2 separate regions of the Homo sapiens genome follow, and region 1 is linked to region 2. Evidence: read pairs that join two places in POLR2A ChIA-PET (ENCODE). Cell type or tissue: PC-3. All regions are shown on one strand.

Region 1 (8,000 bases), 170 kb after region 2:
TTCTTTGACCATAAATAATAGTTTGTATGTTGTTCAAACAGACGTTGTGTACGTTAAGCTCACTCCTTGATTAAAATAAAATTCTCAGTGGCAATTCCAACTGTAGGGTTAGGAATGCTGTCATTTCGATTGTGTAGCCAGCCCTTTCGGTCAGAATTGGTTTTTAAAAAGCCTTCAGCTTCATTTTAAATTGTCCCCATGGACAGAAAACAGCATCCACTGTGGGCCGTCATTTGAATGTTAAAATCAGTTGGACACTAAAAGCGAATTTGCGAAGGTTCAGAAAATTGAGGGTGTGACCCTCATTGTGCCTGCTCTGCAACATTGTCTAGGGAAGGGAGGGATAATGGAGGTGACATTCTACCATTATCTGTGGGAGCATTTTACCTGCTTCATTTGAGGGGGATGGGTTAAAGAGAAGTTTAGAATGTCAAGTAAAAGTGAAGAAAGGTTTTTGGTAATAACTCTTTAAAAGAGTGATCCTATTGTTTTTCTTCCTTCACCCACATATATTGAAAGGTTTTTTAAAAATGAAATAGAGCTATTTTTAGAGTAGAGTGTCTGAGGAGTCATCTATTTGAACTTTCTCCCAGTTGCTGAAACCACTCTACAATACCACTAATAAATGTCACCTGATTCCTTCATAGCTTTTTTACCTCCTCACAGTCTTCATCATATCAGTTATTATTCTCACCCCATGTATTAGTCTAAAAGCTCTAAAGTCTTCCTGTTTCATGCCAGCTTTGTGTGTGTGTGGTTTCCTTTTTTTGGTTTTCAGGAAAAGCTAAGTTTTTCTGTTGCCAAGAGCTCATCATTCTAATGTTAAAAGTCAGAGTCCAGAAGAGCAGATCATGTTATTCGACACCATCTGTGTATCACTAGCTGTTCATTTCCTACATCTTTCTTTCTCTTCCAAAGTCAAAGTGTTCCACCAAAATAAGAAATAAAAACAATATTTATGTCCCCAGCGTTCTTGATTCCTATGCAGGAGTTTGCAGCGACTGAAAGTCCAGTCCTCATTTAGTTGTATTATCTTTTTACCTAACACTAACAGAAATTGGTAGTGGTCAGTGGATTTACTAAATCCAGTGAAATTTTCTATTTTGAATGTCTCATTTTAACTTAAAAGTTTTGTTTTAAGAATATAGCTTGTGAAGACTGAGTCACCCTGTGTAGAATTTTTACATTTCATCCTTTATCTTTCAATATAAATTGTAAATTGCTCAAGTATCTGTGTTCCTATTACTAAGTATTCCTAATTCTAAGGTAGTTCATAGTTAAATGGGTGCAACAAAGGGCAGTTCTTCATATTGTTGGCTGCTTATTCAGTCCTTCATTTAATTGCTCAGTGAGTATTTAATGATGCTTCTTGGGGCCTCTCCCTCAGAGGAGAGTATTGTTGAGTTTTAAATACAAAGTAATACTATGATATTTTCGTTTTGTATATCTCTATTTATACCCATTGAACAATTCATTTTAATCTAGTAGCAAATCTAAACAAATTATTTAAATCTAGTAAAATTGCCAAAGCTACCTAAAATGATATTTACTGCTAAATTATACACTTAAGACAAATAACACAATAGATATTCCACAGTTGCTCTAACACTTGCTTTATGCAGTGTACCTTTTAGGATGCTTTCAGCTATATGTAATAGAAAGTGCAACTCAGACCAACTCAAACAATAAGGAAATACATTTTCCTACATAACTTGAGTTCTAGAGTTCTTCAGAGAGATTTCTCCAAAGACCCAACATTTTTCTGCCCCTTCTGCTCTGCTATCCATGAGTCAGCTACCCACAAAATAATTCCATAATTCAGCTATCCATAGGGTAATTTTAGGGCTCAGAGGCCTTTTACTGTCTTATTGCTGTCTAACAGAAGGGAATGAGCCCTCTCCCTAAGCATGGATATGTCCATTGAGTCCAACGGGGCCATTCTTGGTCTGATAACCTTGGACTGGCAAGTCTGCAGGGGTATGGCATCCATAAACTTAATAATGAATTCACCCCTTGGAGCTAGGTTGCATTCCTGGACACAGAGTTCTATTAGGAAGAATAAAGGGAGAAATGGATTTTGGATAAGCGGCCAACAGAAATTATAGTATCAACAGTAGCATCACTTCTCAATGGGGGGGGGAAATAGACTCTAATGACCTTGAGGCTTTGAGTCAACCTTGACTGTAAAATGTTTGTAAAGTTTAGATAGAAATAGATTATTTATGGCAGTAGCTGCAGAACTTTGCACTTCAATGAAAACCCAAAGTCATTTTCTCCATCATCATTAACACGTAAATGCCCGATCTTTTCCAAACTTGTTGGTGATCCAGTCCTAACATGATACCTTTCAGAGTTGAGTGCCTTAATTTGTAACATGGACTAGAATTTTAATTGAGCTCCATTTGCATCTGTTGAAAACATGGTAATTAGGTATGTCTTAATTGCAGAATGACTCTGCCACATTAAAGAGAAATAAGCAGCTTCATGCTACACCTTCTTTAAAAAAAGAAACTTGAAAGTGCCTATCTTTATAGGTAATCACATGGAAACATAGCTGATAGTTCAGTGCATAGAGCAGGTTTAAACAGGCAGAAATGTTGTCAAAAATGGAAATTTCTATTTGTTTGGAAGGAGATAATCATCGCTCTTTGTGTAGGGTATCTGCAAAAGGAAAGCAAATAGTCTGTCAAAATGAGCAAAATTAAAGAGAAAAAAATCAAGAAATGTATATAGCACTTAAAATAGTACATTATCTAAATGTAAATTTATGATTAGTTCTTACCTTGTAATTTGCTGTATGAACACAATAGATCAAGCCATTTATTGCTGATATATTACTAGTACTTTTCTTACTTGAAAAATTGTTTATATGCATGTTCGTTTAAGGGAATAAAGATATTTTATGTACCTAATTATAAAGCTAGTATTAAATGTACAGATTTATTTTAAAACCTAAAATCTGACTAGTACATCAGTGACTTTGAATATGTATATTTTTTTCAAAAATTAAGCATGTGTAACCAATTTATTTGAGCTTTTGAAACTACAATATTTCTGCATAGGAGCAGGATAAAGATTTTTCTCTATCAAATAATTTCAGAATTTGAAGTATATATAATTCAGTACTTTAAAAGAACATCTTATGTTTGTACATATGAAGCTACATATTGCTAAATATTTTTAATTAGTTGGCATTCAAAGGGATTAGTTAAATCAGTACACCCCCAGAAGAGTTTCTGTGATAATGTATTATCTAATTTAGAATGTTCAGAACAAGCATAAAGAATCCTCCAATGTGCAAGTGTCATTTTAAACAGTCCACTGGCTTGGGGCAGGAAACAGAGGTAGGACTTTTAATTTTATAAAATGAGGTTACAAAACCTGAAGCTAATAATTGATTTCATACTACTTTATTTCACATACTTTAGAAAATAAGTTGTGTTACATACACCAGAAAATTATTTTGAATATGAAAAGAATTGGCAACAAACGTGACTTCAGCATATAGTGAGTTGTGAAGGCACTGCCATTATTCTGTTCCCAAGCCAAGAGCCGACATATGCCCCTTGAACTTCTGCCAAAACTATTAGGCAGAAAACTAACAGAATCGCTACTGATAGTTCCATTCATGATTTATGATAATGGTTGCTGTGGAAGACTAAATCATTTACATTTATTGAGCTCATTTTTCTGTTTATAGTTTCAGACATTGTAGAGGGTCGTAAAATCTATTAAATGATGCATACAGCACTAACAATAATAGCATGAAAATATACCAGAAACTAATTAGAGCTAAACCAAATATCATGAGCATTCCTACCTAGTGTTACTGTAGTCAGATTGTGGCTAGTCTTGTCAGGCTTGATGAGAGAACAGTAAGCATTTTTCTAAAGCTAGAGGAATGGTGATACCTGGCGATTAGATAAAGTTTTGGTCAGGATAAAGTCACAAGTCAGTTTTTACCAAAAGTCTTTCATTTATGCAGCCATTTATGAGCAGCTGCTGTTTGCCCCACAGTCTTCATTTGAGGAGCTTAGAGAATGGGAGGGAGACATGTATGTGATATCATATGAGAAGTGCAATAATAAAAGATTGTACAAATAAAGAGCTTTGGAAGTATAGGTGAAAGGAGGTTTCCATGCAGGAATTATACAAAATTCACTAGCTTCCATTTATCTAGTTTGAGTATACCAATAGACCTAGGTTTTTATAGCTCCAGAGAACTTCTGGGAATTGTTCTGTAATTATTTGGTCAATTATCTCACATTTGTGGCCACACCCATATCTCAAAAACCTGAAGTACTGGTTCACAAGCAGATAGAACACAGCCATGTTCAAGGGCATTAAGCAACACACTACAGCCCTGCTTGAGCTATGTTTACATTCTTTGGGGGAGCTCTCATTTGAAAAGGCTGCACATAATTAGTAAGCCCTTGGGCCAACTGCCAGGATATTCTTTCCCTGCTCTGTGTACACCACAAAAAATTATAGCCTGAACTCAGTATTATTTGTAAGATTATGGATTTTCACTATGTCCTTCTAGTTGTAACTGGCTTCTTCTAATAAACGTGCACAATTACTATTTATATCTTAATAGCGAGGAAAAGGAGCAAATTTTCTTAAAAGCCACCATGTCCTTTGGAGGAAGACAATGGCTTACAATGAGATAACTCGCAGTTCAGAGGAAGGCTAACGTTTCTGAAGTCATTTATATGCTTGGGCTGGGTGTGACTCACCCCTGTAATCCCAGCACTTTGGGAGGAGAGGCTGGTGGATCATGAGGTCAAGAGATCGAGACCATCCTGGCCAACATGGTGAATTCCTATCTCTACTAAAAATACAAAAATTAGCTGGGTGTGGTGGCGTGTGCCTGTAGTCCCAGCTACTTGGGGGGCTGAGGCAGGAGAATCACATGAACCCGGGAGGTGGAGATTGCAGTGAGCCAAGATCACACCACTGTACTCCAGCCTGGTGACAGAGTGAAACTCCGTCTCAAGAAGAAGAAAAAAAAAAAAAAAAAAAAGTCTGGGTGCAGTGGCTCACTCCTGTAATCCCAGCACTTTGGGAGGCCGAGGCGGGGAGATCACGAGGTCAGGAGCTCAAGACCAGCCTGGCCAACATAGTGAAACTCTACTACTAAAAATACAAAACTACTAAAAATACAAAAAATTAGCTGGGCGTGGTGGTGGGCGCCTGTAATCCCAGCTACTCGGGAGGCTGAGGCAGGAGAATGGCTTGAACCCAGGAGGCGGAGGTTGCAGTGAGTCGAGATCACACCACTGCACTCCAGCCTGGGCGACAGAGCGAGACTCAGCCTCAAAAAAATAAAAAAAATAAAAAAATTCTGAGCTTTGTTTTTTGCATTATGATAAATAGCTGGCTTTTTAACAAAAAAACACAACTGTGTTACTTGGGCGTAGCTATACCACCATTTGATAGTCTCTTTTCAGATTTGTGAGGGTTTAATAGCAGAAATCTAAGATATTGGGACCCTTTTAGCTGGTCTTATTATACCCACGATAATTGTGTATTGCTATTGAAAGTGCTCCTTGCTGGTAGAGAGGAAGGACTGAATTTTACTGAGGATATATTAACTTGATTTGGAGGTCAGTTCTTTGCAAAAGTTTGGGAAGAGGCCGAACCATTCTGTTTGGCTCTTTGTTATAAGAAACTCAGAAATAATGATCTATACTTTCTTTGTTGATGCTGGAAAAAGAAAAATGACTTAAGAATTCACGGAGTAATTAACCTTATGGCCCCCTATAATTCTCATTGTATTTGGAGGAGAACCTTAGGTGACCAGTCTCGAAAGAAAGATTTCTGAGAGTGGATGTTCATACGTGTCTCTCTGCTTCTTATTTAATAGAGAAATGTTTAAGCTCTTTTGGTAGGGGGAGACTTACTTCAGTTACTTGTCGTTCTTTCAACTGCAAAAAGTTTGGGGTATTGAAGTGCCCTTGGACCATGTGCTTACGAAGTGTTGGTTCAAGGAATGGAATATTGTTATCACTAAGCAGATCTTTTATCTGCAAAGTCCAGAGAAGTGCACTTATTGATTTACTCATTTTCATGGCTCCCTCTACCTCTGTTCAGCCGCCATGATGCAGATAGGCATGCAAGATTGTTTAGGATTAGAATATATAGTAGCATTTACTTCTGATGTTGGCCTTATGCAAAGAAGAGTTACAGAGGCTGTGCAGATCTGTTGTAGATATAAGCCAAAATAATCTGCTCTTCTGTGTGAGCAGGATATGTTGGGAGCCTAAGGAAAGAAGTCCTTGTGCTGACATTGAATGGTGTAGTCCAGCAAATTAATGAGGGGCCAGAGTGTATCTGCATTATTCTTACCCAAGAAGAAAGGAAGCACTTTGGGAAGGCCTGCTTATTTTCTTTCTTTTCATCTTGCAAATATAGTACACGGGACCCTTAGAGGTCTGCGCTGTATAACAAGGTCTTGCTGGCACCCCCCTAGTAGTGTACAATCTGATTCTTAGAGGGTGTTTCTGTGGGTGCATCAGCATCCCACCAGGAAGCTGCTGTTTTGCTGCTACTGACTTGGCACACGATCTTCACGTAGGAGGCATCCACATCACATGTTCCATTTTAATTCTACTCAAAGTTAAACAGCATTGCAGTCCATGTTGCTAGCAGGGCCATACTGCAGTAAAAGTGTGGGAAAGTAAAGTCCTTGAATGTATTTTAGCTTTATTATTTTTGTTGCGTTGGTTCACTGTGTCCCTATTTTTTTTTCTTTCCTTCCAAGTGGAAGAAGACACAGAAGAAAGTTCAAGATCAGGGAGAGAGTCTGTATCCACAGCCAGTGATCAGCCTTCCCACTCTCTGGAGAGACAAATGAATGGAAACCAAGAGAAAGGTGATAAGACTGATAGAAAAAAGGATAAAACTGGAAAAGAAAAGAAGAAAGATAGAGATAAGGAGAAGGATAAAATGAAAGCCAAGAAGGGAATGCTGAAGGGCTTGGGAGACATGTTCAGGTAAGTCGTTACCATCCCAAACCAGAATCTCCTTAAACATACAGGAGTGTGAGCTTAGCAAAAAGTACTAAAAACTGGACACGGTAGTGCACACCTGTAATCCCAGCTACTTGGGAGGCTGAACTGGGAGGAATGCTGGAGCCCAGGATTCCAAATCCAGCCTGGGCAACAGATCATTCCATTCTCTCTCTAAAATAAATAAATAAATAAATAAAAGCACTGAAAGCACAGATTTGAAAACATTATCTTTGAGATCAACCAAAATTCTTGTATAATCTTTTCCTACCTCATTTTTACTTTGTTATGGATTTCATGTTAGCTATTTTCAGACTATTTTAGCAGCCTAAATGATTATATCTTGCCAACCATGTAAATAATTGTTGAGAGGTAGGAGGGACATGTCTGTATCTTAGTTATGCATAAGAGTGAAAGCCCCATTGAGACAAAGGGCTATTAAAGCAGTGTTTGTTCTTTTTTGTGTGTGAACAATGGTTCATTATTTAAATTTAAACATAGAGCTCAAGTTAGTGGTAGCATTTAAAGGTTCATTAATAACAAGTCTAATAAAAAAAGTTACAAATAGAGCTTCAATTAAGCTGCGTTCATTAATTTAGTACTTATTACTTCGGTCTGTAAAGATTTCATTAAATGTGGTCTCTGGCTGTTTCTTGACAGTTGTTTTTGTGCCCATAAATTATACTCTAGGATTACTTAGCATATCATTTTTTACAAATCATTGCCATACAATAAAAGTGACAAGTTGTTCAGAAGTTGCACTGAAACTCTCCCATAAAAGTTCATCTAAGATGATTTATAATATTCAGGCACTTAATGTTAAATATAAAGATTGCTTGATTGTTCCATAAATTAAACCCCTAAACATATCAAGGTGATGGTTTAAAATTGAAAACATACAGCACAGCCATTTGACTTTTCAAAAAGTAGTTATCCTGCATTATGGATCCCCTCTTTTTAAAAACTTTTTTTTAAATTGCAAAATGTGAA
Region 2 (8,000 bases):
TGGCTGGTTTAGAATCCACACGAAATCCACACCTTACATTTGATTGATATATCTCTTCGGATTCTTTTAGTCTATAGGTTGTTCCTCCTGCCTGACCCCTGTGCATGTGTTTCAGTTTCTTCGTTGAAATTGGGCTTGCTTTCTCCTGCAGCTTCCTCCTGTCTTGACTTCGCTGAATCCATCCCTGTGGTATCTACCATGTTCTATAACCTCGGTGTTTCTTATAAACTGATAGGTGGATGTAGAGTCTTAATATAACTCCGATTTCAATTTGTAATAATATTATCTCCAGGCATTGTTGTATGGTTCCATCAGCAGATGGGGACAGTGTGGTTGTTCATCATTTTGTGAGCAGCCCCTGGTAATTATTACCTGGATCTTTTATCTGTCTACCTGTTATTACTGTAATTCCTTTATTTAGTAGGGGAATATTTCTATAAACAGAAACTTTTCCTTCTCAGCTATTCTTGCCAGTTACTCTGAGGTATACAGTTCATATGGAAAGTGTAGGCCAAATGCTTAATTTCATCTGTTTCTTTATCAGTTTTGTTTTTGTTTCTTTTTTTTTTTTCTTCTTCTTCCCTTTTGAGACATGGTTTTACTCTGTCACCTAGGCTGGACACCCAGTGCAGTGATGCAATCTTGGCTCGCTGCCAAGACCTCCTGGGCTCAAGCATCCTCCCATCTTAACCTCCCAAGTAGCTGGGACTACAGGCGCACACCACCATGCCCAGCTAATATTTGTATTTTTGCAGAGACAGGGTTTTGCCATATTGCCCAGGCTGGTCTCAAACTCCTGAGCTCAAGTGATCCACCCACCTTAGCTTCCCAAAGTGCTGGTATTACAGGCATGAGCCACCATGGCTAGCCTCTTCCTTTATTGGTTTCAGAAAAAATAAGTTGGTTTTCTGGGGCCACATCCTCACGGTTCATGTTTACTGTTTTTTTTTTTTTTCTTTTTAAAAGATATCATTAAGAACTCACAAACATCAACATAGTTATTACTGCAGCCGGTTGCATTATTCTTCTTACTGATGTTTCAGTTGCCCCACATTTGAATAACCAGACCCCTCTAAGCTGACTCCTGAGAGCTGTTGGTAGCAGCATCCTCACTTTCTGCTGTGACAGTGTGTTTCATGCTCTTCTAATATATTTTCTGCCCCATACCTGGAATCAGTCATTTCTCAAAGTAGCCTTGCCCCTATTAATGGGAAAGGGTATTCAGAGACCACTATTTGGAATTATTGCTTTTATTTTGCAAATGCTTAAAGTAAGTTAACATCAGGAGCACGCTGGCTCTAAATTCAGTTTTCACAGCTATGTCTGAAAATGTAGTGAGTCTACCCTTGATTATCCGAGTGATTAATCTTTCCAAGGGTACCAATAAATGTGGGTTCTCCTTGCCAATTCAGATTTTCCTTTATTTGGACTCTGATGAACTTCTTACAGAACTGTAGCCTGACGTTTCTGTGGGCACTGTGACTGTGTGTTGGATGAGGTCTTACTTGGCAGGTGTCAGAAGCAATGATGGGCAGATCTGCTTGTCTGCAGTAGGATGCCAGAACACAGTGACCACTGTGCTTGTGTTGAGTTGTGGGTTTTTGTTTGTTTTTTTTTTGCTTTTTTTGTTTATGGGTACAGATAGTTAGGAAGCAATGGTATCTCAATGAGTTTAACATTTTCTTTTGCCCCCTGCGAAATTGAGTGCCAGGAAATTGGGCTCAACCATTGTGTTGTCTTCAGTAGGCAAATTGGGTTGGGGGGCTGGAAATTGGTCACAGTCATGGTGCTAAGTTTTGAAGAGGTTTTTCCTAGTGTGGAATGTCTGAGCATGAGCTTGGTCTTCCCTGACAGTGGAATTGGCTCCAGCTTTGCAGACCTTATCAATCCTGTTACCAGTGCATCCTACATTTCATCTCCCAAAGCTGGCTTCATCAGTGATCTGTGAAGTGTGATGCAGAACCATTGAGGCATGGAAAACAAATGGGGACCTTTGATCAACATGGGGATTAGGGGAACAACAATTATTAAAAAAATATCAGGACTTAACATATCTGTATTTTATTATCTCACATTGTAAAATTTCCTATTCCTTGTATATGTTTAATAATGTTTGTATTAGTGGAATTGAGCATTTAAATGATCATTAAATAAAAGTCCTATACAGCTGCATGCTCAGAAAGATTTTCCTAACAGGGCTATGTTATCAAGAAAGTTTGGAGGCACTGGACCTGCTTTCTGGTCACTTTTTCTGCATCTTTTCTTGGGCAGTCTTTTGATCCATTCTCCAGTTTAGTCAAGTGATCGTTTAGTAATTCACATCTCTCTTCCTTCTACCTCCATGCTTAAAAACCTTCAGCAGCTTCCCAGTACGGTTAAGAATACTGGTATGTTTTGTTCAAGTGTATAAGAATTGTTTTGTGTCTTTGCAGCCTTGTCTCTTCTACCTCATGACTAGCACGCTGGGCCTCTGAATTTCTTGGATGAGTCTTCTTCCTGCTTAACTCTAGGCACTCTCTTTTCCCTTTGTCTGGTAAAACTTCTCTTTGGTGCTCTCCTGTCTAGCCTTACTTATGCCATAGGCATCTGGTCAAGTAACAGTTTCTTCAGTAGGTGTTTCCGGATTCCATAGAGTTGCTACATAATCCTGTAGTGCTGTGTATTTTTGGTGACTACGGGAGAGTAGGGAATTTGTGTGGGTTCTCTAGATCCACTGCTGTGTTGGGAAATGTTTAATAGCCGGCTCTCTGAAAACCGCAGAAACCTGGCTTTGTCACATTTTCCCATTTCCATGGTGTAAATATGAGTATTATGGCCAGATTCAGGCTACCAAATTGATGTCACTGAATGTTGAGTTGGGATGAGATGCATGGTAGCAAACTGTAATATGGTATTTCCATGATAATAGATGGAGAAGGTGCATCATGTGTGTAGATACTAATAAAATATAGTAAAATAATTCGAACGTGAAGATTTTTGAGTATTATCTTTGTTTTAATATAGTTTAGTTGGAAGTTTATGTACTATAATTTTCTTTTCTTTTTTTTCTTTTTTTTTTGAGACAGAGTTTCGCTTTTGTCGCCCAGGTTAGAGTGCAATGGCACTATCTTGGATCACTGCAGTCTCCGCCTCCCAGGTTCAAGTGATTCTACTGCTTCAGCCTCCCGAGTAGCTGGAATTACAGGTGCCTGTCACCACAGCCAGCTAATTTTTGTATTTTTAATAGAGATGGGGTTTTACCATGTTAGCCAGGCTGGTCTGGAACTCCTGACCTCAGGTGATCCGCCTGCCGTGGCCTCCCAAAATGCTGAGATTACAGGCATGAGCCACCATGCCTGGCCTGTATTATAATTTTTAATAATTTTATTTAACCATCAACTCTCAGAAATTCCTGAAAATTTAATAATTCTCTCTCATGCAATGGTAGGAGCCAGGAGTAGAGATCCCCTGTGCCACACGCAGACAGGTCACATTTTTTTGAATTGATTGAAGACATTGGAATAAGGTAATGTATGCATGTGCTTCCATTTTTGGGCATTTACTTTGCTTTGCATTATCAACTTATTCTTTTATAACTTGCATGTCTTGCATTGTACTAGCTTTTATATGAGGAGAAGTATGTATCACAGAGGGAAATATGCACAAATGCAGCCAGATACTCAACACCACTCCAGTAGTGCAACTGATTGACTAAGGCATTAACATTGATCTAATGAAGTTCAGTGGCAGGTGGTTGGCTCAGAAAAATGAATTATAATACATTAATCTTGCTTTGTGGATATACAAGGTAGACAGAAAAAATGGTAAACACTTTCGTTCTTGGAATTCCCATTTTGCTATTCATTCCCTCATTTTCCAATCATTGAGAGGTGAATTATCAGAAAAACGCTTTAGCGATATTTGCCTGCAGCTACTATATTGGTAGTTTTGACTGAATTACTTAATCGATTCGACCTAAGTTTCTAAATTGACTAAGTGTTTGACTGAAAAGATTCTTTGGAAGAAAATACAGATGATTTCACAAGATTATAGTGACATATCGTGTGAAAGTGTAGATTAAGGGTACCCAACACATTTCTGTTAATCCAAGTAAATGTTTCTGATCAGGATATAAGAGTAAATGCCATCAGGGTTACAAAAGCTGGTGTAAAATTTAGACATTTTAATAGCCATGTGGTAGGACATTTCAAATATTATTTTCTAAAGGTTAACTGTCAATATTTAGGTCCTATAAAGAAAAAGTTTTAAAATGCTTTAGAATATAGTATTTATTTTGTAAGCAATCTTTCTAGACAGAACAGCCCTTCTATATTTTATTTCCAAAAATCAAAAGCTGTTAGGGACAGAAGTTTTTAAGATAGAAGGTAAGCCCTTTTTGTTATAGATGAGGAAACTAGAGCCATGCGTGAATGTGGACAGCCTTGTTCTGTTTGAATCGGTGTTTTGAAGTGTGTGGTTTACCCTGTGAATTAAGACCTGAGCAGGTGCGAGCCTGTCTTTGCAGCAGATGATCTTCAGCCACATGCTTCGTCCTGTGCTAGCCCGTCATCCTGGATGACTCTTCTTTTTATGTTGATTCAATGTATGGTAATGTTTGCAGAGAAAACTAACGAGGCATATTAGAAATCCGTACTAATGTAGATACATTTTGTAAAATCAAATAAGATTGATCACCATCCCTACTTAATTCAGAGCAAAGGAAGGGAATCTAATTTTTCTCTTTTTCCACACCTCGTTTGCTGTAATGAAAATGGCATTCTGCTTTGAATCATTTCCAAGGAAATGATTTTCAATATTGTTGTCTGTGACATTTTGACAATTAAAATGCATTTCTTAAGCCTACTGGAAATGCTGCGATGCTTTTTCTTGTTTTCATTTTTTTTCCCCCCAGTGGTTCTATCTGTGCTTGTTGCCTAGGAAACCACGACTGGGTTGAATTCTGTTTGCCTGGTTGTCTGACAGACTGGCAAAGTTATGGATAAAGTTCTTGGCTTTAGAGTTGTAAAAGTGCTACTTAAATAACAGAAACATTTTATCAATATTAAAGTGCTTTATCTCCTCAATTAAAAAGCAGCCAAGCATTTGTTTGGTTTTCTTAAAATGCTAAATAGAGAATTATTGTTTTCCTTGATTATTATTGAAACTTCCTGTTTTGTATACAAATTTGCAATAGGATTTGAATTGTCACAGTGAGCTAGTTCTAAATATAGCACTTTAATAAAAAAATGCTTCTGTAAATTTGTTTACTTCCTTGGGGAGTCATGTGCATGTGTTATCATTCCCAAGAGGGACAAACATAAACATATTTCATGAAAAAATTCAAAGAGGTGTTAGAAAATGCAGATTATTTTGCCCTATGTTTGATAAGTAGAAAAACAATTATTTCTATATAACTTTTTCAAATTAAAGTTAGAAAGAAGTAGTGGAAATCCCTCAGATCTTTTCTGAGTTGATAGAACTGAGAGTATATAGTTAATGGTTATTTAATTATACTTTAGCTAAATTCAGTGTCCTTGCTTAATACTAAAAAATTAATTACATTGCTTAATACTAAAAAAATTTCAGAGAGATGTGTTTTTGGATGATCCTGTGACCACTGACTCCATGAAGCTGTAGAGCCCTTGAAATGAGGCAAGGGTAACTGAGGAGCTGAATCTAAATAGCCGGTGTGGCTAGTGACTCCATCGTCTGGGGACTTGATGGAAATGCAGAGTCTCAGGCCCCATCCAGACCTATTCATTCAGAATCTGTATTTTTCATGAGGTCCCTTAGGGCTGATATGCAATGCTGTCTCTTCTAGAGCAATAATTCTCTTCTAGAGCTGTCTTGGCTGCATGTTACAATGACCTGAAGAGCTTGTGAAAGTAATTCCTGGGCTTCTTCCTAGACCAAATTTTCAGTATTTCTGATGGGGATCCTGGAACCAGCATTTTACAGAGTATTCCCACGTCATTTTAATGACTGGTGAAGTGTTAGAACCACATATATAACTCAAAGAGTATACAAACAAGTGTGACGTTTGGATGGGGAGGTCTTAAGTACTGCCCTGGATTTTCCACTTTTTGTTGAGGTTAGTATAGGAACAGTATATGTAAGAAAGAGTTAGTCTGTACTGAGTGCTAAGTATATTATCTTAAATTGACTAAACATTTGACTGGGAAGACTCTTTTGGTGAAAATACACAAGACTATATTGACAGGCTGGGCGTGGTGGCTCATGCCTGTAATCCCAGCACTTTCGGGAGGCAAAGATGTTAGTGACATACTTTGTGAATGTATAGATTAAGGGCACCCAACGCATTTCTGTTAATCCCAGTAAATGTTCTGACATAGATATGAAGCACGAGCATTTTGTTTTGTGTACACACACCCTCTCCCTCTGTCTCTCTCTCTCTCTCTCTGTAATGTGCCCTTCCTTCAATGTACCACTCCCCATTTCTTCTCACAAATCCCCTAATAATAAAATAAATTGTGATGAATTTTCTGTTTGCTCGTCTTAGCTAAAGGGAACTTATTTCATTCTTAAAATGTTTTTCATGGTCTTTCTTTTTCCCTGTGAAGAATGATTACAAGATCCAAGCATGAGATGAGTCATTGTCTAATGAATAGTGTCTTTTCTTCCAGCTCTGACTTGCAGTGTGGTTGAGTTCAGCTAATGTGCATTTACTGCACTCCTACCGTGTGATGGCAGTGATGGTAGATGTAGGTGAGAAAGGTGCAAATAAACCAGAGAGTCTTTCTTTCAGTTCTTGGTGTTCCTGGATTTCATGCATACTGGATAGGAGCATGTTTTCTGTGGCTTGACGACTGAGGCTTGGATTTTTATCTCCACTAATTATTGTTAGATTAACTTTTGCCAGGATATCTTATCTCTGTAACACCAAGTCTTCATACCTGTAAAATAGGAATACCTATAAAATGGGAATAATAATAGAACCTATTTTATAGCCTTATTCTGAGGATTTGATCAGTCATGACATTAAGGTTCTTAGCATATACATAACCCATAGTGAATGCTCAACAAATGTTAGTGATTACAGACTTAATTGGCTCATTATAAATGATCAAGGCATGTTTACTTTTACATTACTCTTTCCTTAAGGAGGAGAATGAATGGTTTAGATTAGCTATGAAAGATCTCTGCACTTTGAAGGTAATATAAACAGACACGCAGCCATATGTTTCAGAGCCATGAAGTCTTATTGCTGCCTTGGAGCAACCAGTTGGTGCCAAATGGCTTTATTAATCGCCAGTGTGTACAGGGTTGTGTGGTAAGGAATTAATTTGAAACTGGAACAGTTAAGACAGAGAAGTGGATAATGAGCCATTTGAATGTTTTTAAAGTGCTTCCGTCATACTCCCCCTGTAGAAAATAAAGCTTTTCAACTTCCGGCAGCATCCGATCCTTTACTTCATTTTTGTTCCTAGCACTGATCTCTTCGTGGCGTAGTCTGTGTTCACATGTGTATGCTTTGTCCTGTCCTCACCAGAATGGAACATCCTGGAGGGATTATTGGCCTTCCAGTTCAAACGATTCTTCTGCCTCCTGCCTCAGCCTCCCTAGTAGCTGAGACTACAGGCATGCACCACCACGCCCAACTAATTTTTGTATTTTTAGTAGAGACAGGGTTTCACCATCTTGGCCAGGCTGGTCTAGAACTCCTGACATCACATGATCTTCCCACTTCAGCCTCCCAAAGTTCTGAGATTACAGGCTTGAACCATTGCGCCCAGCTGTAGATATTTGTCTTTGGAAGAAAGACTTTGTAAACCTCCTTAGAAAGCTTTTAGTGGGGCGGGCAAGCGGCGGGGCCATGCGCATGGCATGCTGGGCTGTGGGCGCTGGCTGCTGGGAACCCGGCAGAACATGGCCGTGCATGTGTGCTGAAGGGAGAGGTGGCCACAGAGATAGCGTGTTCCTCATGATCAAGTGCCACTGCATCACCATCTTCACAGATGCCAGGGTGTCTAGCATGGTGTTTGAGTTGAAGTGCATCGTCG

The links. ChIA-PET counts read pairs that join two places held together with the same protein. Peaks named below come from ENCODE experiments on the same cell type or tissue, not always from the same donor. Only the 100,000 strongest peaks of a DNase experiment are listed, where the experiment ranks them.
Region 1: POLR2A ChIA-PET joins it to region 2 with 14 read pairs; 2 of 35 experiments call an interaction of 5 or more read pairs at or near these places.

Annotation. Positions count from the first base shown.
Region 1 is chr10:34,316,102-34,324,101 of GRCh38, reverse strand. PARD3 (par-3 family cell polarity regulator) reads left to right here. Exons shown (of 25, transcript NM_001184785.2): 20 at 6,764-6,995. Among named protein-coding and RNA genes, the nearest start is that of LINC02629, 420 kb to the right of the region's middle. In PC-3, no CTCF peak of the experiment used is centred here; a DNase peak (open chromatin) is centred at 4,371; H3K27ac peaks cover 2,645 bases.
Region 2 is chr10:34,488,791-34,496,790 of GRCh38, reverse strand. All of the region lies in intron 3 of PARD3 (par-3 family cell polarity regulator), which reads left to right. It also overlaps the pseudogene ELOBP4. Among named protein-coding and RNA genes, the nearest start is that of PARD3, 320 kb to the left of the region's middle. RefSeq lists an enhancer at 7,462-7,998. In PC-3, a CTCF peak has its summit at 6,680; DNase peaks (open chromatin) are centred at 4,540 and 6,620; H3K4me3 peaks cover 488 bases; H3K27ac peaks cover 1,917 bases.